4 separate regions of the Homo sapiens genome follow, and regions 1, 2 and 3 are each linked to region 4. The links are chromatin loops, found by intact Hi-C in ENCODE. Cell type or tissue: Caco-2. All regions are shown on one strand. Links, peaks and the distances in the headings refer to the core of each region. The heading gives the core; the rest is flanking DNA.

Region 1 (7,469 bases), core at 2,329-6,328, 210 kb after region 4:
AATTACTTATGTAACCCCAGGCACTCTGTCCTGAATCCTGGGCATTCCACCACCGTGGAGAAATAGGTTAGTCCCAGACACATGACACCAGCCTATGAGGCAGCTCCGGGACTCAGCTGCTCGAACGAGCGTCGCAATTTCAAGTTGGGAATTAACGGCAACACCTGACAACACAACACAATGCAGTAGCCATCAAGCAGGAAGCCCGAGCACTCCACTCTCAGCTGTACCTTGCCAAGCAGTGGCTGCTGTCTGTCGGGAGCAGGTAGCAAGTCAAGATCAGTCTAAGGACATTCCATGTCCATCTGGCATCAAACCACCCTGCTACCTATGCCAGTTGTTCTCAGGATTTGTTTTAATCAGGAATGGTAAGACATAAGGCACACAGACGTGGAAATGATTATCATGAAGGAAGAAGTTTGTGCTCATAGAGCTCTAGAAGCAGGAGGTGTGGCACACGGGGCCACATGGTTCGGAAGGATAAGTGTTGGTCAGGAGGCAGGGAGAGGGGAGAGCATGGCCCCAAGCCTTTATTGGGGTTTTCATAGGAAGGAATGGTTAAGACAAGGTACATATGCTGGCTAAGTTTAGGGTTGGATAGTTTGAATAATTTGGATGGGTTCAGGGCCATAGGGATGGTCCCGAGTTGTCTGACCCTAGGGTGACTTAGGGCAGAGAGAATATTGGCTTGGTGTGTGAGAGTTTGGTTTTAAAAAGAAGAAGATGGTTGGGAGTGTGGGCTCCAGATTAGCTGGTTTGTACATCAAAGGCACGCTCCCAGGAGAATTGTTTGCCACCCCGCCCCCGACCCGTGTGTCTCTCTCTCTCTCTCTCTCTCTCTCTAGGAATTTGCTAGCCCTGAATGGGGTGACCTCTTTGGATCAAGGACCCAAATGTTAGCGCATGAAGAATACAGAAAATAAGAACATATACTCAATACAAGGTTATGCTGCAGTAACAAACAATCCCAAGGTTGTAGTGGCTTTTTACACAACTAAAGTTTCTTTGCCAATGCTGCACATTCACTGCAGGTTGGAGGAGGAGGGCGGGTAGTCTGCTCACTGTAATCACTAAGGGCCCAGGATGATGGAAGCTTCATCTCAACACATGCCTCCACAATCACCAAGGCAGGGAAAGGGACTATGGCAAATTGCACCTGTGATCTTAAAGCTCCTGCCCAGAAGTAACAGTCAAATCATATGGGCACACCTAACCATGAAAGGGCAGAGAAGCTGAATCCTACCATGTGCCAGGATGGAAGAGAAGTGGGATATTTGTGATTAGTTCTGATGACTACTGACACCTGTCATTGGAACCAAAAGATTCCTCTTTTGCTTAAGCAAAAGGAAGAAGAATTGTTCAAAAGAATTGTGGCCAGGTGCAGTGGCTTGCGCCTGCAATCCTAGCACTTTGGGAGGCCAAGGCGGGCAGATCACTTGAGGCCAAGCGTTTGAGACTGGCCTGGGCAAGATGGTGAAACTCTGTCGCTACATAAAATACAAATATCAGCTGGGCATGCTGGTGTATGCCTGTAGTCCCAGCTATTCAGGAGGCTGAGGTGGGAGGACTTCTTGAGCTTGACTGAGGTGGCAGTGAGCTGAGATCGCACCACTGCTCTCCAGCCTAGGTGACAGAGTGAGACTCTGTCTCAAAATAAAAATAAAAAAGAATTGTAATAATACATGCCCCAACACCCCATTTCAGCTTTTTTTCTCATGATATAATGATAAATCTCCTCACCTGTGTGGCACATGAGAGAACTTGAAACATTTTCTTAGATATCATCTTACCTCTTCACACAAACCTTCTGAGGTTATTGGAGCATCCATTCACAAGTATTTGTGCATTTTACTGAGGACAAGTCAGCTCAGAGTAGTCTGGGGCTGAGCTGGAACTTGTGTCTGGGGCTTTCAACTCAAAAGCCAGTGTTTTCTCCATTCCTGCCTCAATCTGGGGAAGAGAAAACTCATGATTCTTTGCAGATCGCCTAAATTTCCCCTTAATTTGGCAACTTTTGGCTCACTCCGTCATCAGTCCTGCCTTACCATCTCCATCTGGATCATGGTCATTTTCCTTTGCCTCCCTTTTCTGGTGATTTTTAGGTCCAAAGACAAATTGGCACGAGGACCAGACATTTGGGTTCTTCCCACACAAGCCAATTCTCTGAACACACACAGTGGGCACCATGTCCAATAGTCATTAGTCAAGCTCTGTGGTCTGGTATTTACAAATTTCCAGGAAACGAGTCCAGCGTGGTGCGAGAGGCTCTCCGTTACTTTGTTCAGTAAGCTGAGATGTTATCAGAAGTGACAATTTTTAAAAAAATTATTATTTGTTTTAATATTTTAATCTGGAAGCCATTGGCTACCTGGCATTTTGAAAGTTTTCCAGTGGTTGAACATTTACAAGAACAATTGTGAACCTGTGCCTGTTGGCTTCCAAATACTGATCGTTCCTAAACATTCTCTTACCAGCATAATGTTGACCTTTGCACAACTTCCTTCTTTCTTTGGTGCTCACATTTCTGTGATTTAATCGTCCTTTTTACAAGTACTTTAAGAAAGAAAAAATAAAAAAGATTTTCTAGTAGTATTCCCTGGTTGGTGTCAGAGGACCCTAAACTCTAAGGAGAGGGAATGGTTCTTTATTTGGGGAAGTGTCAAGAGCTCTTGAAGGTTAGTCTGAGAGGCTGAGTTTCTATTAGCCTCAGGTCCTTGGGAAAGTCTCTAATGGGCTTTTAGGTCTCATCTGTAAGTAGAGATGATAACTACTTAAGTAATGCATCTCATAAATTTACAGTAAACTGCATAGACCCACAGGCTGAAGAATGGAACTTTCTTGGCTATTGTTATCAATGTTGAACTAGCCATATGACCTAACACACATACCACACAGTAAAATACAATACTGTCCCAACAAACTGAATGATAAAGGATTTGAGAGATGCTCTGGGATATCAGAGGGCATGGGGTCATTGTTATACACATGCTGGATCCCCAGCTCAGGGGATGGCCTCTGCTTAGAATTTCAGGAACTCTGATAAAGCTCTTACTCAAGATATTTTTGCTTATTTGCTTATTAAACATCAGGGAGCAAGAGTCACTGTATTAGGATATTGATTTGGCTGCTTTAACAAAAACCCAGTTTCCATGGATTAAAGAATTTAGAAGTTTCTCTCTATGTAAAAGTCTGAGCTGGTAGGGGCTTTGAGTGGGTAGGATCGTTCTGCTCTGGTTTATAGACTCAGAATCCTTCCATCTTGTTTCACCAGCCACCAAGTATTGCCCTCATTGCTGTGAGCAAAGCCTGTGCCCCATCACCCTCCAAGTCTATATCCCAGCCATGGGAAAGAGGGAAGGGGAAGAGGATGAGGAGGAGGAGGGTATACCCCAGAAGTTGCCACGTTATTTTCACTCATATCCCACTGGCCTCAATCACATGATCTATACTTAGCTGCAAGATAGGTTGGGAAATACAGTCTCTGCTGGGTGGTCTTGTGTGTAGCTAACACATTGGGGTGGGGGAGGGCAGGAGAATGAGCTAGTGGGTTTCTGTATTTTACTGAAATAGAGCAGATAGTGAGAGACAATTCACAGGTACGGTCATAAACACCCACTCAGCTGACTACAGCTCAGTGTGGCTTAATTTATCAGTTGCTTTCCTGGAAGCAGCTTTTCTGCAGGAAGAGAAAAGAACAGAAAGGAACTATGCAGTGGTGGGGAGGAGCAGGTGGTGATGTGGGTGCTTCTTGAGGACAGAGACCATGTCTCATTCACTCGGTATCCATGATATCTTCCACTGTGACTGGCGCACAGTAGATTGCCCCATAAATGTCCCTTTGCATCCCACTTCTTCCACAAACTCACAGGATTTGACCTGTGTAGTAAACCATGCCTGAATTAGATTGAATGCAATAGAATGGCAGACTGACAGAATTCACGCTCACTTGAATTGCTCGTCCTAAATCGACCTCAGCTGGGCCCTAATTCACCAACTAGGTGATTTCATCATTCTCCAGCTTGCTTTCATTCTCCAGCATTGATTTCTGGCCTTTATTGGTTTTGAGTCTGTGAGCGTGGGAGATTTGTTCATAGCAGTCTCCCAGCCACACTATTTGGCTTGGGTAGGAAGAGGTAGGGATTGGGAACTCTGGATGAGGGTAGGAAGGAGCTGCTGCTGAGGTGGTAAGTGGAGGGGCAGACGTGGATCTTCTGAGCTCCTGCCACTGTAGAGTTCAGGGACCAGCACTTCCAAGGGGTCAGCAAAGTCTCCAACTGCTGGAGGAGGGCAGGAAAGAGGCACTAGCCCTGGGCCTGAGCAGAGGTGGCAGCATGGTCACCAGGGCTTTGCCCCGCCATGCCCTCTCTCTGGAATGCCTTCCCTTAATCCTGGCCTAATTCCTATTCATCCTTCTGGATTCAGGAGCAGCACCTAACAGGGGCCCAGGAAGTCAAATTAACTGGCCTGTCTTCCCCACCTGCGTTTTCTCCATCATTCCTCAGCACACTGCATTTTAATGGTCTGTGTCTGTGCCTTCCCCCACACACTGTTCACCTTTCTGTTCCCCACACCTGAGCGCACAGATAATGGGCAGCTTCTGTGGGTACCGAGAGTTTCCTGGCACCAGCTGAACTGGAAGTGTATCCCTGGGGCTACTTCTATAAAAGACATTATTGGTCAAGGGGCCATACCCTGTTTGGTGACCCAAGGTTCTCATGCGCAAAAGCCAAACCTCACCTGGGCGCAGCTGGAGCTTGCCCAAGATGCCCAGCAGATGGCGCAGTCGTCCTCCTTATCTTCCCACCCTGGCCTAAAATCGGAACAAAGACCAGGGAAGCTGAGGGAAGGTGGGGTAGTGGGCAGGCCTCTCCTAGAACCCCGCAAGGGGAGACGCTTCCTGCAAAAGAAAACCTCAGGCCCAGACCCTTCACCTAACAGAACTCTCCTGCTCAGGCCCTGGGCAACATAGGCAGAGAAGGCAGAAGACAGAGCAGGCAGCGCAGGCCCACCCAGGGCACCCATTCAACCCTGCTCCCCAGACCCAGCTGCAGAAGCCCCCAGGGTCTCCTCGGTGCTTCTGAAATGCCACCATTAGGGCCCATTAGATACAACTCTTCCAGATCAGGTTTTGCTCATGGCAACCATGCAAGTCCCACAGTCAGTCCACAGTGGAACTTTCTACACCTGGACAGGTGGTGGAGCCAGGATTCAAATTTAGGTCTGCTTAGAGCTAAGTCTCAGTTTCTCATCTCTAAAAGGGAGAGATGGAAAGTACTTTTTCCTGGCAATGCAGCTTGGAGGGGATTCATTGTACATGAAGGTGTCTGAGAAATAAAAGATGCCCAGTGTTGGTTTAACTTCAAATATGTACACAGGTGCCTCCACTGGGGTGAGCCCTTCCACACATCAGAGGACTCATCAGTTCTTTTCTGAGAGTAGGTTTGATGTGATGGGGTTGGGGATGGGGGGACATGGCAAGGAGTCCTTGTCACCTCTCATCTGGACGAGTCCAAAGGCCTCCAAACTGGTTCCCTGCCTCCCATCGTGCCATCCCTCTCACCCCGCCTCCCATCCTTCCTCCTCATTGCTGCAGGTGTCTTGCAAATGGAAATCTGATGTCACTCTCCTGCCTAAAATACTCAGAATAAAGCCCAAACTCAGAAAAATATTATTCAGTGTCCTTTACAACCTGATTTCTGACGACATTTTAGTCTCATGAAATAAAATTAAGAAATGGACTTAAATCAGAATCAGCAGTGCCAGGGCCAGGGGCTGGAATGGGTCCTGGGTGATGATTCGGGTCAGCTCTGGGCCTCAAGGCCAGAAGCAGTGACAGGATGAGGAAGAAGGGAATGAGAGGGCTTGGTAGCCCGCATTGTCCAATTCTCGATCTGCGTTTTCTCAAGGGCAGGGCCTGGGACAGTGCCTGTAGTTACAGATACTCAGTCAGGATTTGTTGAATGCATGTAGGAATGAATGAACAAATGAATGAAAAAAATGGCTATCCTGACTGGGACTAGGGTTGACTGAGTGGTCACTCAGTCAGTGCCACCAGCCACTGCCTTTTGCTAACCTCAGAGGCTGGAAGGGGCACTGCTGGAGGACAGTGAGGCTAAGGAGAAGAGAGCTCGTCTCAGCTGCACCATCTGGGACCCAGCTCTAGGGGTCTGGGTAACAGTGACATCAAGAGCAGAAATCCTAGAGCCTGCTATGCCCACAGCCTCTGAATGCTTGTCCCAAACCTCCCAAGAAAATCACCCGGGCTGCAGAGCCCCAGGGAACCCCCGTGGTCATCCAGGGTGCATGGGCATGACTGCTGACCATCTGTTTCCCAGGATGGATTTCTCCCTGGCACAGATGGTGAATCCAGACTCCTCTCTCCCATGTCAAACAGCCAGCTGTGGAAGACACTGCATTGCTGCAGTCTCTGCCTGGTCTCTCTCGTGACCCCATTTTCCACATCATTCGCCTCCACTCCTCTCCACATGTTGGTTTCATTTCAACCTTACCCAAAAAGAACTCCTCCCTCTGGTTGGTCTGTTGAGCCATCTCACAAAATGAAATTCATAGCGTCTGAAGCAGTGGGAAACTCTTCTCTTTGCTTGTTTAGCAGAGACATGGGTATCCCTTCATCCCCCTTCACAACCTTAGCCCATCCTCATCATGATCTCTCACCTGGAATACTGGATTAGCCTCCAAAGGGCACCCTGCACTGGCCTTGTCCTCCCCAAGTCCAGCCTTCCCAGTGCTTTCCAGAAAGTAAACTTGATCTGGTTTTACTCGCTAAACCTGGTCCCACCTTCCCGGGCTTCTCCATCTTAGTAAACAACAGCTCCAACCAGAGACGTGGGAAACATCACTGCCTCCTTCTCTGCCTGCTGCTATACCCACCTTCCTCCCATTTAATCCATTAGCAAGACTTGCTGGTTCTCTCTCCAAAATATACTCACATTGGTCCATTTCTCTCCATCTCTGCACCACCTTGGTTAATGACTCTGTCATTTCTCACCTATGGTAGCCTCTAAGCATGATGACATCTGACACCCTCTGCCTCCTGAGCTCATAACACTTTCCTCAGCACTCCATTCACACCAACCTTCCTTCAGTTCCAAGAGTCCTCCAAAGTCTTTCCAGCCGCAATGCCTGTGCACTCACTGCATCCCCCACCCACCCCTCGCCCTGCTCCAAACTGTAACACTCTTTCCCCTGCTCTTGAAAAGACTGGGTTCTTCCCATTTTTTTAATACTTATCTAAAAGATCACTATCTTAGAGAAAGTTTCTCAAGCTATGCTCTCTAAAGAGGATTCCTTCTTTTATTCTGAATCACAGCATCCTGTTCATTTCTTGCCCCCCACCACTCCACGCCATGGAAAGTCTTATTAATTCAGTGAACTGATGTGCATTCTCATTTATTTACCATGGTCGTTGTCTGTCTCCCCACTGGAGACATGAAGATGAGCAACTTGTC
Region 2 (7,469 bases), core at 1,351-5,350, 100 kb after region 4:
ACTGCTCTCCACAAACCCTTCTAGCTGAGCCTAGCTGTGAGCTTCTGCTTTTTAACGAAGTTAGTATATAGTGATGTCATTTATTATCCTGCTCCAGAAATGCAATATTTTTTAAAAGGGGGGGAAAGCAGAGAATGTCCTCTACACATTTGAAGAATATATAAAAACCTCTAAAATCTCAGAATATGTTACAGCTGGAAATTTCAGGGAGTTTTTTAAAAAAGTCAGCTTAAATTTAATAGACCGTTTAAATTCTTAGTTGATGGTAATTAGGGAGCAAGAGGCATTTCTTTAAATGCTGCTAGACAGAACTTAATCCAATTTAGGTAATCACTAACCTTTGCTTTTTTTCTCTCTTTCTCTCTCCCGTACATGAAATCCGAGGATTAATCTACAAAGGCCATAAACTGGCAAAGCATAAAAAAAGAATATTTAAAGAGGGAGACTGAGTGACTGGAACCTCAAAGGGCCAAGTCTAATTAAAATGCAAACAGGTCCCACAGGCTCCCTAATTTATATTGACTATAAAGCCAACACCGGGCAGCAGAAGGCATCGGGAGGGAGGTGGAGACACTTCACCACTCTTCCCTTCTGGGAACCTCATCTAGTGTGTTCTGCAATGCGACAGCCATCCTCGCCCAGGCCAATGCTAGTAATTCTCTATATTCACAATATCCACAGCGCCTGACTTTCCTTCTTCTGTGGCATCACTACTGTCAGAATTATCCAGACTATCCCTTCAGGCTTCATTGTTCACCCACCTCCTGTCTCCTCATTTTAGAGTCCCTGAATAGCTCTGGCCTTGACTTCTGATCCAGAAACTTCCATGTGAACCACTAGGATTTTCTTGAGAACTTGGGACCCTGGGTTCTCCATGGAAGGCCTTCAAGGGTAGATATCAAAATGTACTGAAAAGAGCAAGACGCTTGAGTTCATGGCTGTGTGACACTGGGAAATTAACAACCCTCTCTGAGCCTCTGTTTTCTCATCTGAAAATAGAGAAAATAATACCTTCCTACCTGAGTTGTTGGGAGGCGCAAATACCATTACCATAGCTATACCTGACTCACAGAAGTTGCCCAATAAATAAGTCAGCTCATTTGTTTTAACTGTACAAGTTTCAAAGTAAATCTTGGATCCCCAGGTACTGACAAAAATGTGAATTAACTCAAATTCACCTCTGATGCCCCATCACTGCCATCCATCCCCCTCCTTGGCTCCATGTGAAATCTTCTCTTGTAAAACAGTGCTTTCTGCTTATCAGGGTACCGCTCTCTTTGTTCCCCAATTCCAAACCCCATAATATTCTGTACAAAATCCACAAAATATTTTATTCCTATATTTCAGCAACTAAAATATTAATTCACACTGACTTGTTAACAAAGGGTCATTTCTACAAGCATTGCCTTTAACATGTATTTACATTTTACATACAGAGAGGCAACTCTTGAGAACAAACCTTTAATGATGAACATTAGACATTGTAAGGATCTTTCAGAGGAACTCACACACTGTTTTTCAAATCAATTCTGTATTGGGTCTAGCTCTGCAAAAAGAATGAAAAGGAAAAAGGCTGCAATTTAAGAGAGATTTCAGCATATTTTACCTTGTACAAAAGGAACAGCCACAGGAAAACAGACACATGCATACCTACAAATCATTAGTATGGAGAAATCTGAAAAAATTAAGTAATCCACAAAGTCCTTACTGAATTCAATTTTCTACAGATAAATGGCTTTAATGCTGAAGATACATTAAGTCAAGGAGCAAAGTGAGGATTATGATTTAGGTCTGGACTATCAGCAAGAGATTTTCAGATAACCAATATAACAGTTTTCTAAAGACAAGATTAGGGCTTTTTTCCCCAATAACTGAGCCAATTTGTAACATTCTGTGAAATTTTGAAAATAAATAAAAAGCCATCCATCTAATCAACTATAACGTGAGCTAATCAACAATGGAGAATTGAAGGGAAAGACATGTCCAGACTATGAGTCTGGAGTAACAAATCTGTAATCCATTCTCAGCTCCATCCCTGTGTGTATGGCTTTAGACAAATTACTTAAATTCTCCAAGCCTCAGTGGGCTCATCTATATGATAGGGATATAATAGTACCTATATCATTGTTTGCATGAGGAGTATATAATATTATCAAAGTCTCTCAGTGCAAAGTTTAAGACATCATTAAGACCTCAAGAGGCATTTGCACCTTTCCCCTTTTTAAAACAAGTGGCACATATTTGTAATGTTCTAAGACAGAACATTATTGAAATTTCACCCACAGAAATAAATATATATCCATGGCCCTCTGGACCTGAAAGAAATGAGGTCCCACCCTTGAGAAACAAAGTAGTCTAAACTAAGCCTTTGAGAAATAAGCTAGTTAGACTTTCTTATTTCTAGTGCCTTTCTTCTTTTACATATTAGTGGTTCCAGTTGTTAGAAGCATCAGTAACATACTCAAAGAACAATGGTTGCAGTTGGAAAAACTGAAGACAACTTTGTGGATTGACCAAGCATCACTTCCCTTATCTGAAAGGCTACATGCTACAGAAACCGCTCTAAACAGCACCCTTGATCCTGATTCTAGGGCTGCAACCAGAGAAGACTAACCAGCCAGGTTCCACAGACAGGAGCCCTGCACCTTCGTCAGTCATACTGGGAACCTTACCAGGGGCTAAATTTTAAATGTGGCTAAATTAGTTTCTGCAAGCTCCATTTCCCCTCCTGACCCGCTAGCTGCTTCGTGTTGTCAGTAACAGCGCCTTCCACCCCAGAGCAATTTACCACAGCTCAGCACTTTGACATTTTGCAGTATGTAGGGCAATGAAATGTCATGACTGCAAATTTCTACGGTGGTCAGGATCACCAAAGAGAGGTCAAAAAGGGTAGTCTCCCGGGCTTGATCAGCAAGGGTCCCTTGAGGATGGTGGGGGATGAAGGCAGTACATTGGGCCGGTGGCATCCCTTTGGTCCTTAGCATGGGTCATCTGAATGTGCACGTGTCGTCTGGGCAACAGGTCCAGAATTCTGCCCAAGCAGGGAAGCCCGGAGATTCCAGCCCAGAGCTTTTTCCACGCGGGTCTCCGGGGCAGACGTGCAGCTCAGACGCAGCGCGTGAACCTTTCGTCTTGTGGGGCGCATCGCAGTAATTGAAACCTTGCGCACCGCAGGACTGCCGTGGCGTCTATAAATACTCACCGCCTAACTGCTGACAAACAAAACGCGGGCTCCCGGCACCGCGGGGGAAGAGGCGGCGGCAGCATGTGACCGAGGACAGGGACTGGGTAGAACTGGGGGTAACCCCTTTTGCCAGACAGGAAGGCATCCCAGAGCGGATTCCTGAAGCACAGTTAGCAAGCACACAGCCTGGTCCCACCCCGGGCGGCGGCCTCAAGGAAAATGGGCCGGAGGGTTGGGCAGGCAGGGTCCCAGCTGCCCGGGCGGGGCCCCTAGAGCGCCCCCTGCGTGCAGCGAGCCCGGCATGCGCGCACAGTAAGCGCGCAGAGGAAAGCCTCGCCGAAAGGAAGGCAGGCGGGAGAAATAAAACGGAAGGGGGATACTGCGGACTCCCAGCGCGGGGTCCGCAGCCGGGCCGTCCCAGGGCTTGCTCACAGCCCGTCCCGGCGGGATCCCCACTGGCTGGGCCCTGGCCCACCCTAGTCCGCAGAGCGCGCGCGTGCAGCAGCGCACGGGACAAAGTGGCTCCCTGCCCTGCCCTTCTCTCCCACGCCTCCCTCCAGAAAAAGGGGGACCGCCGGGAAAAGGCTGCTGCAGGCGCGAAATCTCCCGTGCTTAAGCGGGGTCAGCTCTTTAGATTTGCCCCCCAGAGGGAGAACGAGAGAGTCAAACAAGCCGACTTTCTTTTTCGACCTCCCGGCTCAGCCTAGGTCCCATGATCACCAGCATCCGCATCCCACCTCACGGCGGTACTTCAACCACCCTAAAGAGCAGACCGGGAGCGTGGCCTGCCCACCTCCCCACCATGGTGGTCTCGAGTAAGATCCCCTACGCCTGCCTGCAGCGTCCGATCGGAGGATCCTTAACCATGCAGGAGTTCCCACCTGGTTGCCCCCCCAAACGTGACACTTTTCCCTAGCTCCTACCCCCGCCACGCCGCGCCCCGTCAGATTAGCGCGCGGTAATTTTCGCTCAATCCTGCGCGGTTGCTGAGCCTATGACTCCGGCCCCTCCCAGAGACGCCCCCCACCCACCACTCACCTCCTTGGGGTCCCCGGCGTGAATCACCCCGAGTCGCGCACACCCGCCGCTCGCCTCCGCCCCAGACTCCGCGCGCCTAGGAAAAAGTTTCCGGTCTTCCCGAGGAAGTTTTCTCACCGGAGAGAAATGAGCGACCTGGATGGTTCTCCCCGTCGCGCTCTGCCCAGCTCTCCCTCCCTCCGTCCCTCCCTCCTCCCCCAGCTCTGCCCTCAGATGGGGTCCCGTCCAGCCTCGGTTCCTCTCCAGCGCGAGTCAACAAACGCTTCGGCCGCGGAGCTCCCACAGCCGGGCTGGTGACACGTTTCCCTCCTCTCTCATCTTACGGCCGCCTCCTCCTCCTCCTCCTCCTCCTCCTCCTCTTCCTCCTCCTCCCCCTTCTCCCCCTCCTCCCCTCTTCCTCCTTCTCCTCCCACTTTTCCTGTCCCGGGCACCTAGCTTTAGTGTCTCTCCAATGTCCCCCAACTCACTTCACCCCATCTCACTCCTCCTCCCCTTCAGCAACTCTCACCCTGCTGGGGAGAGCGGAGAGGGGGGCCCTGCACTTACATCCAGTTCAACAATTTCAGGAAATCCAAGCTTTTTGACTTAAAAAAAAAAAATTGCCGAGGAGGATGCAGCAGGTCAAGGGAGCTCCGTGCTTGCGTTTCTCTCACACAACGGGAGATCTGCAGCCGACCCCCGCCCCCGGCCCAGCTGCCCCGCAATGGGAAACTGCCAAGCCAAGAGGTGATTCTGGGGCTCACTTAAAAAGGAGCAGGGCGGAGCTGAAGAGAGGAGTGGAGCCTGGAACTCTGGCGATTCCAGAAGTTGTTTTAAGTGCATTGATGAAAATATAATGCAAGTGAAATCTTTCCCTTGTTTGCAAATTCTTTTAAAGCTCCCAAACTCATTTTCTAACTGCAGGTTTCATGAATTAGAGGGTCCTTCAGAGTTTGAAACCACAGAAAATCAACAAGCCAAAAATTAAAAATAATGCATAATTATTTTGAAAACTGTTGGGTTTTGTTTTGTTGTTGTTCTTGTTGTTTTTTGCAGGTGTTAAGAATTTAGTGCAGCTGTTTGCAGGACTCACTACCTGCATCATTTCACCCTATGGTTGAGCAGGAAATACTTTAAAAATGCTGCCCGATCGCACATCACACATAGGCTTTGAAACCACAGTGACATTTGCTGAAGAAAAAGATGTGCATGTCCTTTTATCTCAAAACTGAGCAAGACTCATTTTCATTTTTTGATTTGGTCATTGCGACCCTACAAAACCTATGTGTTACGGTGGTTGTGGGCATGAGAGCGGGTTGAAGAAGTTCTGGGTGTCTCATTTGTCCTGCGATATTAGGTAAAGCTAAAAGATCCTCAACAGAAGCCCTAGAATGATGAAGGGCTTTAAATTTCATCCCAGGAATCACACACAATGAAAGAGACTGGGCATGGGACACATGCCTGGGAAACAAAATCTTTTTTTTTTTTTTTGAGACAGTTTCCCCTCTGTCATCCAGGCTGGAGTGCAGTGGCATGATCTCGGCTCCCTGCAACCTCCACCTCCCCGGGTTCAAGGAATTCTCATGCTTCAGCCTCCCGAGTAGCTGGGATTACAGGCATGCACCACCATACCCGGCTAATTATTGTATTTTTAGTAGAGATAGGGTTTCACCATGTTGGCCAGGCTGGTGTAGAACTCCTGACCTCAAGTGATCCACATGTCTCGGCCTCCCAAAGAGCTGGGATTATAGGCATAAGCCACCGTGCCTGGCAAGAAACTGAGAGGACAATGAGCAGGGAGGAGACTTAAAAGAGGCTCGTCTAAGGGATTAAGAGCCAAAGCCTGGAGCCAAAATGGCAAGGTCTCCACAGCAGCTCCTCTTCTTCCCATACTCTGGTTATTAGCCAAGTTACTTAACTTTGCTGTGCCTCAGTTTACTCATATGAAAATGGGGATAAAAGTAGTAGCTCTGTCTTAGGGTGGCTATGAGGATTTAGTGAATTCATACAGAAAAAGTGTTTAGAATCCCTGCTGGGATTCAAAGGATATTAAGCTATTATTTTTCCTATCATTATCCCTAGGGCCTGGGAAGTGGAAAGGGAACTAGTTCTACCCGGCTGCAGGGAGATCAGTTTGGGAACATCCATTCTACATTGCTAACTCTCTCAATCTCCTTCAAGTTTTATTTCAATAAGACCTACCCTATTCCACCTATTTAAAGTTGTAATTCGCCCCTCCCTCCCAGTCTCCCTCATTCAACTCTGCTTTTTTTTTTTAATAGCATCTATAACCTTGTAACACATTGTATGGTTTACTTTAAGAAAAAAATTTTGGCCGGGTGTGGTGGCTCACGCCTGTAATCCCAGCACTTTGGGAGGCTGAGGCGGATAGATCACGAGGTCAGGAGTTCAAGACCAGCCTGGCCAACATAGCGAAACCCCATCTCTACTAAAAATACAAAAATTAGCCGGGCATGGTGGCGGGTGCCTGTAATCCCAAGTACTCTGGAGACTGAGGCAGAGAATTGCTTGAACCTGGGAGGTGGAGGATATAGTGAGCACTGCACTCCAGCCTGGGAGACAGAGCAAGACAAAGAAAGAAAGAGAGAGAGAGAGAGAGGAAGGAAGGAAGGAAGGAAGGAAGGAAGGAAGGAAGGAAGGAAGGAAGGAAGGAAGGAGGAAAAAATTATTATCTGTCTTTTACCACCTCCTACTTTCAGGGTAGAACATCAGCTCTATAAGGGATCGGTTCAGTTAAACAAATCTGATGTTTTTAATTCACTGATATTGCCCAAGTTTCTAGAATAGTGTCTGGCACATAGTATGTACTCAGCAAATGACATAGAAATGAACTTATTTAGCGTATGCTGTACTGATTGCCTATGGTGGGCAGGGCATTGTGCAATAAGAAAAAAAAGGTTAATCATGAGGCCTGTCTAAAGATGAAAGAGTCTCCTCTGGGAGAAGCGTACTTCCTGGTAAAGAGAAGTATTCACAACATACGAGCATGCCATAAAAAAGTATTGAAGGACTGAAAGGGAAGTTTAAAGAGGTTAAATTCTTTTCTAACCCTAAGAGTTTCTCATTTTGTAAGCAGATATTTTTTCTTTCTTTTTTTTTTTTTTTTAAAACAGAGTCTTGCTCTCTCGCCTAGGCTGGACTGCAGTGTCTTAATCATAGCTCACCATAGCCTCAAATTTCTGGGCTCAACTGAGCCTTTGCCTCAGCCTCCCAAAGCACTGGGATCACAGCCACCACGCCAAGCCAG
Region 3 (7,469 bases), core at 1,253-5,252, 170 kb after region 4:
TGCTCTAATAGTGATGGTGGTGGTCGTAGTGGGGATGATGGTGGTGGTGGTAGTGGGGATGATGGAGTCATTCTTTGACATGGAGTCAAAGAATTGCCACATAACTAACGGGATAATCATGGGTGATGTACAGACACTTTGAGACATCATAGAACTGTAAAAGTGACTGTGTTGTCATTATGGTGGACTTGTTGAGTATGGATGAGTCTCTTCATCCCTTTAATCTGAGAAGTGTGCCAAAACACACATACAAAATCTTTAATTGTGGCTTTCAGATCACAGCCAGTGAGAGGGATCTGGAAGAAAGAGAAGACAAGGAAACATTTTTGGAGACTTTGAAATCATATACCACCACCACCATCATCATCCCCACTACCACCACCACCATCATGCTCACTACCACCAACAGTAAAAGACTTGGTTCCAAATAAGGAATGTTTAAACTGACTGTGATATTCAGTTCTCAGGTTTACCTGTTGATTTTCTTTGAAGAAAATCCCATCACTAAATGTACAGTTTGAAAACCATAGATATGCCTGATAATTTTATTCTTAAAACTACCATTAACTTGCAGGTGAGGAAAGTAAAGTTGAGAGAAATTAAATGACATGCCTGAAGCCACAGACTAGACGTGAGCTAAACTAGTACACAGCTGTGGTCCAAAACCTCACCATGTCTAGTGCTCTTTCTTCTACATTATTCTACATTTGCGTATTGATGATGAAACACATGGTTTAGTAATTTCTTGGCGTTGATGCTTGTTTTGGTGAGAATAGGTCAGAAAACAGTTTATAGAAAGTTCTTAGAATTTAGGCTGCTCCAAGAAACTCACCAAAACAACTCCAAGTCTTTCCCTCCCTGAGCCATACTTAACACTTGTTATTCCAGGAGCTGCTTCGATGAGACATATTCTCACAGCTTATCTAATTTGTCTACACTCTCCATACACTTTGCTGAATGCCCTCAAATTTCACCTGTATCCGTCTACTATTGCTGCAATACTGCTGCAAAATAAAAACTTTGTGACTGAGGAAAATAAGCCTTTCTTTTTCTCACTTACAGATCTGCAGGTTGACTAGGGCAATTCTGCCTTAGTTCAGGTTTGTGTCTGTTCCATGTGACTAATTCTGGAGCACAGGGAGAAAGGGCAGTGGCTACCCAAGTTATGCTCTTCTGTTGGCTGTCAGAATAGCAGAAGGCCAAGCCAAACAGTGCAAGCATTATTTAAAGCCTCTGATAGAGTCATATCTGATCACATTCCATTGACCAGAACAAGTCAATGCCCAAGCCCAGAGTCAGTGACTCAGGAAGTGTACTGTGTCCCAAGGTGGAAGGGAAATGAGTGAAGATTTACTGAACAATACCTCAATCTATCACATCAGCTAAAATTGTGATTCCCACGAAGGGAGGTCAAGCAGGTCTTTCCAAAGTCCTCTAAATCTAAAATGCAATACTATTAATCAAGTTAGTCCCATAAGCTGCGAGGAGGAGACCATCCCAAAGTGACCTTTCCTGAGACACCCAGGGGGAATGTGTAATGGCACTCTTCCAGGCTAGAGACAGCAAGGTAGAAATTATCTAGTGGAGACCATGGCATTTCAAAAATCAACTACTTCACTTCTAAAAACCTGCCTCAAACCAAACTTTCAAATCCCCTTTCTTTGAGGATTGGGGCCTGAAGATAGAGAGAAAGAGCAGATGTGGACGACTTATATTCTCCATCCTCAATAATCAATTTCTAGCAATGGAAGTCTTGGCAAAGACACAGAATGGCACAGCAGCTATAAACAGGCTACTGAGTTTCACAATTGCATGTTTGAGTCTCTACCAATGCTGGATACATTGGTTCTTCCTTTCAACTCTACAACATCCATTTCCCCTCTTTCTTCCTAATAAAATCCCAATTTTTCTCAGGAAATGTTCCCCCTCAGGGGACAATGACCCACCTCCAGCACAAACCCCAGGGACAGACTGAGAGGGAATTCCATTCACCTTGCCAATGATTGGTTCCCAAGTAGGTAAGTGACCTAGATTGGGCCAGTGAGACATACAGTGTGCCTGTGGGGGAAAGTTTGCTGGAAAAAAGAAAGAGATTTCAAGAAAAATTTCATCATTCCAAGGAGAAAACTCTAGGAATAAACTGTCCCTCTCTTCTTCCCCTGGACGTAGCAAAGGGAAATGTGGGGAGTACTTTTATTTTTTCAACATTACACAATTATTACATGTTCTTTTTTAGCACTGTGAGAAAATAGAGATAAGCAATACAAGAAAAGGAAGAAGAAGTTCACACCTGATCCCATCGCCCACAGAAATCACTGCGAACATTTGTGCGTATTCTTTCAGATTTTTTTGTTGGTGGCTGCTTTCAGAAGGAAAGGAAAGGGGAAAAACTGGTATCCTCATGCACTACTTCTGGGAGGGTGCATTGGCTTGGCCTTCTGCTATTCTAGATGTCATTGCTAGTGCCCTATTTCTGCCTGAGGATGTAGGCAACAGGAAGATGGCAGAGCAGAGAGGTGGAAAGAAGAGGCACCCTGAGGACATTGCTGAGCTGCTGAATCAACCTCCCCTGAAGCTTGCCCTATGTCCTCATTTTTAAATGAGATAATAAAATATCCTTGTTGATGACTCTTGACTTGAAGTTGAAAGCGTCTTAACAGTATCTACCTCTGCCACTTCCTAGCAGTCTGCCTTTGAGTAAGCTGCTTAATTTCCTTAACTTCATTTTTGCGCCAGTACCTCTGTCATGGAATTGTGAGGAGTGAATGACAAGGCATATGAAGCATTTGCAAACTTGTTGTGTCTAGTAGCTGGGAAGGGGGAAATATCTCACAGCATGATTTTATTACAGGGCTTTTTGGTGCCTTCTAGCAAGAAAGTACAGTTCTGGGGAAATAACTGCAGTTTCTGCACTTCCTTCATGTTTAGATTTGTCGCCCCCTGGCCGTTTCTTCTAGAAATTTACAACAAAAACCATCACAATGGGAAGGGCTCCTGTCCTTTTTAGGGTGTGGCAATCAGGGTCTTTTGTAGTCATCACTACCAACCCTGTGAATGGGTAGGAGCCTCAAGGAGAAGAGATGTGGGGGGTGCTTTTATTTTTTAAACATTATACAACTATTACATGTTCTTTTTTTTAGCACTATGAGAAAATAGAGATAAACAATACAGGAAAAGGAAGAGGAAGTTGACACCTGATCCCATTACCCAATGAAATCACTATGAACACTTGTGTGTATTCTTTCAGACTTTTTTGGTGGTGGTTGCTATGAAAAGGAAAAGGAAACAGGAAAAAACTGGTATCCTCATGCACTGCTTCTTGGAGGGTGCATTGGTAAAGCCTTTATTAGAAGGCAACTTTGCAAGATCATTAAAAAATAATAATAATGCACCTCCCCTTTCACTCAGCAATTCCGCTTCTAGAAATCCATCCCCTGGAAGCAACAACGAAGGTAGTAGGTACATAGATTCAAAGTGCCAGCACCCACTACTCACAAAGCAAAGACTTGGGACCAACCCAAATGTCCATCAATGACAGACTGGATTAAGAAAATGTGGCATATATACACCATGAAATACTATGCAGCCATAAAAAAGGATGAGTTCATGTCCTTTGCAGGGACATAGATGAAGCCGGAAACCATCATGCTCAGCAAACTATCACAAGGACAGAAAACCAAACACCACATGTGGGTTTTGAACAATAGGTGGGAATTGAACAATGAGATCACTTGGACACAGGGCAGGGAACATCACACACCAGGATGGGGGGCTGGGGGAGGGATAGGAGAAATACCTAATGTAAATGATGAGTTGATGGGTGCAGCAAAGCAACATGGCACATGTATACCTATGTATCAAACCTGCGCGTTGTGCACATGTACCCTAGAACTTAAAGTGTAATAATTAAAAAAAGAAAATATGGTACATATACATAATGGAGTACTATTCAGCCATAAAAAAGAATGAGATCCTGTCATTTGAAAGGAGATTCCTGGCTAAGTGACATAAGCTAGGCCCAAAAAGACAAAGTGCCAGCACCTTTATACACATCTTATGTAATTCAGTCAGTCCTCACAGCAACCTTACTTTACTTAATAACAGCTTTATTGAAATATAATTCATATACTAACTCAGTCCATTTAAACTGCTATAACAAAACGCCATAAACTGAATGGCTTATCAACAACAGAAATTTGTTTCTTACAGTTTTGGAGGCTGGGAAGTCCTAGATCAAAGCACCGGCAGATTCAGTGTCTATTGAGGGCCCACTTTCTGGTTTATAGACGGTGCCTTCTTGCTGTATCCTCACGATGGAAGGGGTGAAGGGTCTCTCTCCAGCCTTTTCAGTAATGGCAAAAATCTCATTCAGGAGGGCCCCACCCTTATGACCTAATCACTTCCAAAACGTCATCACATTAGTAATTCGGTTTCAAAAGATGAATTTCAGGGGGACGTAAATATTCAGACCATAGAACCTACCATACAATTCAACCATTTAAAGTATACAATTCAATGGCTTTTAGTATATTCACAGATAGGTACAACCATCACCACAGCAAATTTTAGAACACTTTTATCACCCCAAAAAGGAAACTTCATACCCATTAACAGTCACTCTCCATTTCCTCCCTTCCCACTCAACCCCAGCCCCTAAAAACCACTTATCTACTTTCTGTCATTATACATTTGGCAATTCTGGACCTTTCATATAAATGGAATCATATAATATGTAGCTTTTTATGACTGACTTCTTGCACTTAGCATAGTGTTTCAAAGGTCATCCATGTTGGATCCTGTATCAGTACTTCATATCTTTTTAATGTGACATAATATTCCTGTGTGTGAATATGCCAAATTTTATTTATCTCTTCATTAGTTGATGAACAGTTGGGTTGTTTCCACCTTTTGGCTATTATGAATAATGCTGCTATGAACATTTCTAAACGAATTTTTGTGGCAACATGTGTTTTTATTTCTCTTGAGTATATACCTATGAGTGGAATTGCTGGGTTAAATTGTAACTCTGTGTTAACCTTTTGGGGAATGCACAGACTGTTTGCAAAGCAGCTGCATCATTTTATATTCCCACCAGCAGCACATGAGGATTCCAATTTCTCCACATCTTCTCCCACACTTGTCATCTATTTTTAAAAATTATATCCATCCCAGTGAGTGTAAAGTGCGTCTCATCATGGTTTTCATTTGCTTTTCCCTGATGGCTAGAGGGAGATTATTACCATGACTTTCAATGTACAGATGAGGAAACTGAGGCACAGAGAGGGTAATTAATTTATATATCATGGCTTAGTAAGTGTCCAAAATTGTGTGTGTACAACAGTACATGCAGAAGGAAGTTCGCTGCAACACTATTTGTGAAAACAAAAATTATAACTGTATGTTTACTAGCAGGGGTTTATCCCTGCAGAGAACCATTATGCAACTATCAAAGAATGAGGAAGGACCATTCATGCTGACACAGAATGAGCTCCAAGACATGTTGTTAGTGAAAAAAGCCAGCCACAGAATCATATGTACAGCACAAACCTGTTTGTATTAATACATATATGGATTGGAAGGCTCCTCACCAAACTGTTCACAATATCCCCTAAAATAAAAGCTCCATGAGAGCAGGGATTTTTGCCATTTGGTATATGGTGAATGGCTGTATTGCCAACCTTCAAACAGCATAGAATAACAGCTGAATCTGTTGTTAAATGAACAATTCCTTGAGACAGAGGAATGAAAGGCAGGAACATATGTAGATGAACCCATTTTATTCTGCAGATCCATGTCCTCTACACATGAATTCATGTAGTAGTTATATTATTTTTGACACAGAAAAAAATAATGAGGAATTCTTGAGGCCTTTAGCAAGAAAAAGATGAGGTCCCCAGAGAGTTGGTATATAACTGAGGAATGGCCTCAGTCTCTTCTGAGGATGCTGCGAGGACCCTCCTGGGCCACAGTGTCCCTCATTTCAAGTGAGTGCAGCTCTCACCCAACTGAGCTCCACCTCTTAGGGTTGAATTGGGGTTGATTAGCTGGTGGGGCAGACACAGGCCTGCTCCTGCCCTGCTGGACATCCCACCCTGATCAATAAGCCACTCTTTCAGTTAACAGAAATCCAATGTTGGGTTGCTAGCAGTGAATCTTGTTTTCATGCCTGAGAAGATCTTAAAAATCAATAAGGATTAGAGGGACATGACCATGTATTGTTCGTTCTATTGTTTTTTCAATATTTGTTTAATTTTTCATTCCAGTTAAGCCCTCTGAAGAGGCCCAAGGATCAAGGGCTTCTTGTGAAACACAGACAGGTGCATACGTCACATCACTCAAGGCTAATGGCAGGTTAGTGAGTTGAGAGACAATTAGGGAAGGGACCAGGAGCTGTGGTTTGACTCTGTTTTTCCAGTCAAGTCAGGATAAAGGAATGATCTCTATTTTATAACAGGTGCAGATTAAAAAATTCAAACAGTGAAAATGGCAAGTTGCACCAAAAGTGAGGATTAGTGGAAGCCAGGAAAGAGATATGTAGGTTGGGTGGACAACAGTCTGCTCCTCACAGTTGAAGGGGATGTTATGGTTCTGATAATGTCTTCTCGATTTTTTTATGAGCAAGGTATCTCCACATTCTCTTACTCTAGCCCTTTTCTCCTGCCAAGAAGGCACAGAGCTAGGTGTTCAGTGGGGTATGGATTGGGCATTGTCTTTGACTTCCCTGACACAACTGTTCAAGTACCAAGTCCTATAGATTTCACTCCAAAATAACTTTCTATTACATCTATTTCTCTCCATCACCACTGTTATTGTTTTAGTTCAAGTCACCATCACCTTGAGTCTGGATGTGTACGGTTGCTTCCTAAGCTGTCTTCCTGTCTTGAGGAAGAGTCCTGCTTCCCTCCACTTCCTTCTCCACACAGAGAGACTAAACTCAAGAGGCAGTGTTGCCTTGCGATTAGGGCAGCGTGGGCTCTGGAGCCAGGATGCCTGGGCTCGAATCCTGACTCTTCCAGATATGTGACCTTGAGCAGGTGACTTCACTCTTCTGTGCCTTGGCTGGCTTCTCTCATAAATAGAGGTGCTAATCTGCACATCCTTGATAAAGTCATGGTGAGGATTAGGCGAACTCATATAGATGAAGTGCTTAAAACAGGGGCTGCCAGATCCTAGCAACTGCACACACGTGAGCCAGCATCTTTCTTTTTTATTTTTATTTTTATTTTGAGACAGAGTCTCGCTCCGTCACCCAGGCTAGAGTGCAGTGCACTGCAACCTCCACCTAACTGCAAGCTCCACCTCCCAGGCTCAAGCGATTCTCGTGCCTCAGCCTCCCGAGTAGCTGGGATTACAGGTGCCCGCCACCATGCCCAGCTAATTTTTTGTATGTTTAGTAGAGATGGGTTTTCGCCATGTTGCCTAGGCTGGTCTCGAACTCCTGAGCTCAGGTGATCTGCCTGCCTTGGCCT
Region 4 (7,469 bases), core at 1,220-5,219:
AGTCAGGAAACAACAGGTGCTGGAGAGGATGTGGAGAAATAGGAACACTTTTACACTGTTGGTGGGACTGTAAACTAGTTCAACCATTGTGGAAGTCAGTGTGGCGATTCCTCAGGGATCTAGAACTGGAAATACCATTTGACCCAGCCATCCCATTACTGGGTATATACCCAAAGGACTATAAATCATGCTGCTATAAAGACACATGCACACGTATGTTTATTGCGGCATTATTCACAATAGCAAAGACTTGGAACCAACCCAAATGTCCAACAATGATAGACTGGATTAAGAAAATGTGGCACATATACACCATGGAATACTATGCAGCCATAAAAAATGATGAGTTCATGTCCTTTGTAGGGACATGGATGAAATTGGAAATCATCATTCTCAGTAAACTGTCACAAGAACAAAAAACCAAACACCGCATATTCTCACTCATAGGTGGGAATTGAACAATGAGATCACATGGACATAGGAAGGGGAATATCACACTCTGGGGACTGTTGTGGGGTGGGGGGAGGGGGGAGGGATAGCAGTGGGAGATATACCTAATGCTAGATGACGAGTTAGTGGGTGCAGCGCACCAGCATGGCACATGTATACATATGTAACTAACCTGCACAATGTGCACATGTACCCTAAAACTTAAAGTATAATTAAAAAAAAAAAAAAGACTGCATTTTACGAAACAAAATTAGGCCTAAGGAGAGAGGAACTTCCATAACTACTTTAGGTCCAGTGAGAAAAACAGATAAATTGAAAGTGTGAATTTGTTGGGAATAAATACCATGAATTTATTCCCAACAAATAGAGGCAGAAAGGGCTGTGGCTGTCTCTGCCTTCTCCCTAGTTACCAAACTCCCTGATTGGGTTTTTAAGCAAAGCTGCCTCTGTTGTGGAGCTATTAACAGCATTTTTAGGAAACTCTATGGGTCAACCCCTTTCTCTTCTAAAGTAGACTCAACTTCCCTAAGTGGAGTACAAAAGCTGGTAAGATATGTAATTACTTTATAAATGCCACCTTAATTTTTAAATTAAAATTCCAATGTTGTTAATCCCAGAGTAAGCAATGAATTTTTTAAAAATATTCCACTTCTTATTTTTGGTCAACTTCTCAACACTTCTATCATCTAGTCTATTCTGTACATGTCTGTTACTCTGTTGTCACCTTTTTAAAATTAACTGTTCTACCAGGGCCAACAGTGGCAAGAATACTTTACCATGACACTTGTAACCTTGTCAGGGAATGTTGCATAATCACAATAATTTTTGCTTCACCTGGGTAGGGTTTTGCATATTTCCATAGAAAAGCAAGTCTGATTGTCACAGAACTTATATTCCTGAAAGGTAAATTATAAAACCACACTGAAAAATAGATTCCCAAATTCTGAAAAATAATTGTTCCTGCCCTTCCCACTTTCCCACTTGTTCTAATATGATTGGCAGAGACTGAATTTTGTTTTTAATGTGAGTATTGGGGGTGGGGGACACTTGTCCAGGGAGGTCTGGCCTGTCTTGATCCTAGCTTCATTTCCCCCCAGGTCACTTAACCTGAAGCTAAATAGGTAAAGTAAGACAAAGCGCCAGCAAAAGTGTTTAAAGTAATAGTGGTGGCTCCGTACTTTGGGAGGCCCAGGCATGAGGATCACTTGAGGCCAGGAGTTTGAGACCCCAATACAGTGAGACCCCACCTCTACAGGAAAAAAAAAATTAAGTAGCTAGTCATTGCCTTTGTAATAGGTAGGAACCTGAAAGTAAAATTTATTTCAGCCCTAATGTGGTATTCCTTTGGAGCCATTTTGAAAGAAGAAAAGGAAAGCTCAGGTCTTCTGAATACAGCTGGGCTAATAGAGTTAAATTTGACTTTTAAAAATGCCTTTAGCATCAGTTTTTTGCAATGTTTTTTTCCTTTGGCTCAGAACCCACAGTAAAATTATATAGATTGATCATAGAAAGAAAATTAATATGCATACTGACTCAGCTGAAACAAAAAGGTTTATGAAACACCTCCTTTTACCACATTCTATGCTTTCTGGTATTTTCTGCCCTTTTTTTCACTTCTAAAATGTAGTCCAGGACACAAATGAGTTTATAAGACTGCAGCTTGCCTCTTGAGTCAAGACTGCCCGGAAGGTTAGAGGCCAAATTTGTTCACACACACACACGCGAACGCTGTCAAGGATCTTTAGTCCACAGGGGTCAGCCTGACCTCCCAGGACCCTATTTTCAGGGCCCTCCCAGCGCAGCCTTTCTCTAATTCCATGTGGTCTGGGCTCCAGTCCATCCAGCCCCTGCAGCCTCGCCTCTCAGGGCCTGGTCCTATTGCGTCTGCCTCTCCCTCCTTCCCCCAATCTGAGGTAATCTCGTTTTCTGGAAGGAAAACCCCATCTCCTCTCTTTTCCCCCAATATTCAGGTCCTCTCCCACTCCACTTCTCTAAACTCTTGGAAGAACTTGAGCTTTAGGAAAACAAAGTCCAGAAAGATTTACAAACTCCTTCGTTGTATTTTGTTAGTTTTGCCCCTGCCTCCCCTGAGGCAATGAGATAGGGTCTTAACTGTTTGAATGAGAGCAAAAGGGAAAAGAGGGTTGGGACATCTCAAAAAAATTACTTTCAACATTGAACATCTCCTTAATTAGAATGTGCACTTTCAAGAAAGGGGTAGACCTCTCGTAGATGGGAATCAAAGATACCTATTTTTGGCCCTTGTTAAAGAATAATTTTAAAAAAAGTATAATGACTCTCAAAACAGATACCAAATGAGCTCATGTGAAAGTTTTATTTCCCTCTGAGGAAATAAGGCACATGTTATAACTGACCCAAAGGAGAATCCAAAGAAAAGATACTCTTATGGACCAGGAATATTGAAATAAATATGCAAATGGAGCCAAAACTTGCTTCTTCCACACTGCAGGGAGAAAGTCAAGAGAACCTCCTGGATAAGACATAATTTGCATTTCTAGAACAATTATTTTGCATTATTATCAGTTATGTACAGGACAGAGTTGTAAAATAAGCTCCTTTAGACTCAAAACCAGATAGCCCTGTTATTCTATTCCAACTCTTATTTTAATCCTTCTTAGAATCAGCTATAAGCTGAAGAGTGTGCATAGACTAGACAATGCATAGTGTGCACAAATTTTTCACCACATTTGCAATAATTCAATTCAGTGTCTGAATTATAAATAAATAGGTTTTTGGTGCCCATTTCAGCCTAGAATTGGACTTCTCTTGTCAGTTGATGTGAGATGATAGCTGCTTATAGCTCCTACAAAACTCCGAACTGGAGGACATTGACAAGGCAAGAATAGAGCAAACCCAGCTCAAGAACCATGTGGCAGTAGGTGGCAGCAAAAGTCTTTCTAAAGAATGCAGCTTTCAGGAAATGCAGCCTTCAAAAAAAAAATTATAAAATAGGATTAACCTCGAGTCCTTGGACCTTTAAGGAGTCCATAAATCCCCCTGAGATTGTATGCAAAAGGTTACACTTGGTGCATTTTTCTAGGAAGAGGATTATTAAATTTTTGCTCTAAGTCTGGTGAAAATTACAAAGCACTTTCAGCAAATATTGGAAATCTTCTGTCCCAACTGTCATATTAATGAGTTAGCCGCCAAATCAGCTTCGAATTAGAAACAGCTGAGGAGTTATTACGTCAAGGCATATGAAAATGATATTTTTTAAGGTCAATTAAAAAGTCAAATATCAGCCATGTCATGTGATTCAACCTATTTATACAGATTCCTGGTGGTTTCCAGCCCCACCTGCTTTCTGATACAGCCAATAAGTGGATGAACACCTGAGATCACCTACCACATCCAAATTAAAGTTTATGAAAATGGATTGTTGGATTCCAGCCCATCCCAGGCCTCACAATGTTAAACTTCAGCTAACTCCATCTACTCTGAACAGTGTGAATCCATATGGCCTTAGATCATCACCAGCACCTAGTTTACCAGGCGATGTTCTCAAGGTGTCTAGTCTGAGTACCGTCAGCTTCAGAATCTCCTGAGGAGCTTATTAAAATGCAACCACCAAGGCCTACGTCAACCTCCCTGAATTAGACTCTGATGGTGGGAGCTGGAAGGGGGAAGAATCTACATTCAAACAGGCTCTCAGGTAGCTCTTCTGCACCTAAAGAGTAAGCACAGTAGATAGGAGGAGAAAGTATGAGTTGAGGTATATCAGCTATATCAAAGTATAATTGATAAAACATTAAAATCATGACTCATTCAAATATAGACACATGTCAGAGGTTTTATTCAGCTCGTTAGCTTATGATGGAGCCATTAGCTGGGAAAGCTGATTCTTGCAAGAGCACTCGAGGAAAAGGGCTTTATATAATCCACCAGGAAAAAATATTTTCAAAATGAAAAAAGTTAAAATTAGATTGCTAGGTTACGGATGAAACTGGTTAATGTCCTGCAGGCTAATAAAATCATAACCTTTGGAGTTATCTCTCTTACCAGAAATGAAAATACAATTAACATGTAACTTCACAGTATCTAAATAGCAAAGTCAAACACAGATACATTCTTCTAGAAAATTAAATGATCCTTGGGTGGACTTGTTAAATACTTCTCCAGTGTGACATTGAAAGAGCATGCCACTCAACTTTTTGCCTTACACGTTCAGGTTTTAAATAACTCTTCTATACAGTGAATGAATACAGCAGAACATAAATGGGTGGACTCTACAACTCTGGGTAAGACAATTCAGGCAGTTCAGGCTGGAGCAGATATATTCAAAAGCAAGAACCAATTCAGAGGGAGAAGAAAACTGACTAATATAGAGAGTTGATAGATAACCTCTTGGATTTATTTTAGACACTTAACTACAATCATTTCCTCCTCCTTTTTTAACAAGTGATTTGTCCTCTTCGTAGTGTTTTGTTTATAAGCTAGCCATTCCCTAATGATTTCTCTTAGAAGTTTCTCCTAAAAGTTCACTAAATTTTTGAACTTTGTTCTTTTGTTTTTAATCTAAAAATTTGGGTGCTGTGTTTGTTTAAACATCAGAAATGTCCTCTGATTTTTATGAAACAGTTACCAACCTGGGGGATTAAACTGTGACCATCAAGAAACATGAATCTAAATAGAAAAACCATGTGTTCCAAGCCAACCTCAATGTTTTCTCATAACTTCTTTTGCCTTTAGAGAGAGAGATTAGGAATGAGTATCTCTGTTGTAAATAAACATCTAAAGTTCACCAACTTCATTTCATTTTAATTCCTTCTAATTTCCAGTAAAATTAAAATACAGTAATTTTTTGTAAAGTAATCTTGATGGTTATCTCTAAGTAGGATTACTTCTTTGTACTTCTCTGTATTTTTCTTTACTTTCCTGTATTTTTTAACCCAAAAACTAACTTAATTTTTTAGCTAACTTAATTTAATTAGCTTAAGTTAATAAATTAACTTGATTTTTTAAAACCTACTTCATTGATCAAATTTACCATTCTTAAAGTTATTGATAATATCAACATCTACCACTTATTATTGGCAATTTAATTTTTTAGAATTGATGTTTTATTTTAAAATAACTATATTGAGGTATATTTTACATATTGTAGAATTCACCAATATCAAGATATTTGTACACCAATATTCATAGCAGCATTATTCACAATAGCTAAAACATGGAAACAACTCAAATGTCCATCAGTGGATGAATGGGTAAACAAAATGTGTTATATATATGCAATGAAATATTTCAGCCTTAAAAAGGAAGGAAATTTTGACAAATGGTACAACATGGATGAACCTTGAAGATATTAAGCCAAGTGAAATAAGCCAGATACGAAAGGACATATTTTGCATGATTCCATTTATATGAGGCACTAAGAGTAGCAAAATTCATAAGAGACAGAAAATAGAATGGTGGCTGCCAAGGGCTAGGGGAAGAGGGGATCAGGGAGTTAGTGTTTAATAGGTACAGAATTTCTGTTGGGGAAGATGAAAACATTATGGAGATGGGTGGTGGTGATGGTTGTACAACAACATGAATGTACTTAATGCCACAAAACTACACTAAAATACGGTTAAAATGTTAAATTTTAGCTTATGTGAATATTTTACCACAATAAAACACACATACAGAATGAAATTCTGATACATGCTACAACTTGGATGAATCTTGAAGACATTACGCTAAGTGAAATAAGCCAGGCACAAAAGAACATATAGTGCGTGATTTCACTTAAATGAAGTACCTAGGGCAGTCATTCAGAGAAAGCAGAATAGTGGTTGGCAGGAGCTGGGGGAAGGAGGGGATGTAGAGTTACTGTGTAATGGGTAGAGATTCTGTTTGGAAAGATGGAGAAAGTTCTGGAGGTGGATCATGTAGTAATGTAAATGTACTTCATGCTACTGAACTGTACACCCAAAACTGTTAAAATGGCAAAGTTATGCTATGCATATTCTACTGCAATTTAAAAAATAAGCAATATCAGGTGTACAATAATTTTTAGTAACTTTACCAAATGGTGCAACCATCAACATCAATTAGTTTTAGAACATTTTCATCCCTGCAGTAAGATCCCTCATGCCCATTTACATTTAATCCCCATTGCCATCCACAGCCCCAAACAATTAGTAATCTACTTCTGTCTCTATAAATTCTATTCAGCTCCCCTGGGCATTTCATATAAATGGAATCATGGAATAGGTGGTCTCTTGTGTATCACTTCTTTCATTTAGCACGTTTTTGAGGTCTGTTCATGATGTAGCATGTGTCAGCAGTTTGTTTCCTTTTGATTGCTGATTAGAATTCCACTGTATAGATATGCTTTGTTTTGTCTATCCATGCATGTCTCAACTGATGGGCATTTAGATTGTTTACAGTTTTGGCTATCATACATAATGCTACTATGAATACTGTCATGCAAGTTTTTGTGTAGACATGTTTTTGTTTCTCTTAGATAGATACCTAGGAATGGAATTGCCAACTCATGGCAGTTTTAGGTTTAGGTTTTGAGAAACTGCCAAACTGTTTTTCCAAGTGGCTCCACTATTTTACATTCCAACCAACAATATACAAGGGTTCTCATTTCTCCATATCCTTGCCAACATTTGTTATTGTCTGTCCTATCATGTCCATTCTAGTAAATGTGAAATGGTATCTCACACTTGGATTTGCATTTTGCTGATGACTAATGATGTTGAGCATCATTTCATGTGCTTTTTAGCCATTTGTATATTTTATTTGATAAAATGTTCGGTTCTTTTGCCTGTTTTTGATTGGGATGTTTGTCATCTTTTTAATGATTTCTAAGAGATCTTTGTTAATTCTGAGTGCAATCCTTGAACAGATACGTGTTTTACAAATACTTTCTCCCAACCTGTTGCTTATCTTTTCCGGTTTTCAGTGGTGTTTTTAAAACTGCAAAAGCTGAATTTTGATGAAGTCTAATTAATGGTTTTCTTTTATGGACCATGCTTTTGATAGCATATCTAAGAAATATTTGA

Evidence for each region. Hi-C counts contacts between places; a loop is a spot of excess contacts. Peaks named below come from ENCODE experiments on the same cell type or tissue, not always from the same donor. Only the 100,000 strongest peaks of a DNase experiment are listed, where the experiment ranks them.
Region 1: it touches region 4 in a loop (8-fold over the local background); 2 of 110 quality-filtered maps call a loop at or near these places.
Region 2: a loop joins it to region 4, with 2.8 times the contacts of the local background. A loop is called at or near these places in 25 of 110 quality-filtered maps.
Region 3: it touches region 4 in a loop (12-fold over the local background); 90 of 110 quality-filtered maps call a loop at or near these places.

What each region holds. Positions count from the first base shown.
Region 1 is chr11:36,263,512-36,270,980 of GRCh38, reverse strand. No RefSeq gene overlaps it. Among named protein-coding and RNA genes, the nearest start is that of COMMD9, 22 kb to the left of the region's middle. In Caco-2, for the core only: a CTCF peak has its summit at 4,766 (motif pointing right); a DNase peak (open chromatin) is centred at 4,780.
Region 2 is chr11:36,373,458-36,380,926 of GRCh38, reverse strand. The region is part of intron 1 of PRR5L (proline rich 5 like); the gene reads right to left. Among named protein-coding and RNA genes, the nearest start is that of PRR5L, 81 kb to the right of the region's middle. RefSeq lists a silencer at 3,418-3,567 and an enhancer at 3,161-3,732. In Caco-2, for the core only: a CTCF peak has its summit at 3,454; a DNase peak (open chromatin) is centred at 3,381; H3K4me3 peaks cover 1,531 bases; H3K27me3 peaks cover 235 bases.
Region 3 is chr11:36,302,547-36,310,015 of GRCh38, reverse strand. All of the region lies in intron 1 of PRR5L (proline rich 5 like), which reads right to left. Among named protein-coding and RNA genes, the nearest start is that of PRR5L, 10 kb to the right of the region's middle. In Caco-2, for the core only: a CTCF peak has its summit at 2,957; no DNase peak of the experiment used is centred there.
Region 4 is chr11:36,474,786-36,482,254 of GRCh38, reverse strand. No RefSeq gene overlaps it. Among named protein-coding and RNA genes, the nearest start is that of TRAF6, 32 kb to the left of the region's middle. In Caco-2, for the core only: no CTCF peak of the experiment used is centred there; a DNase peak (open chromatin) is centred at 3,328.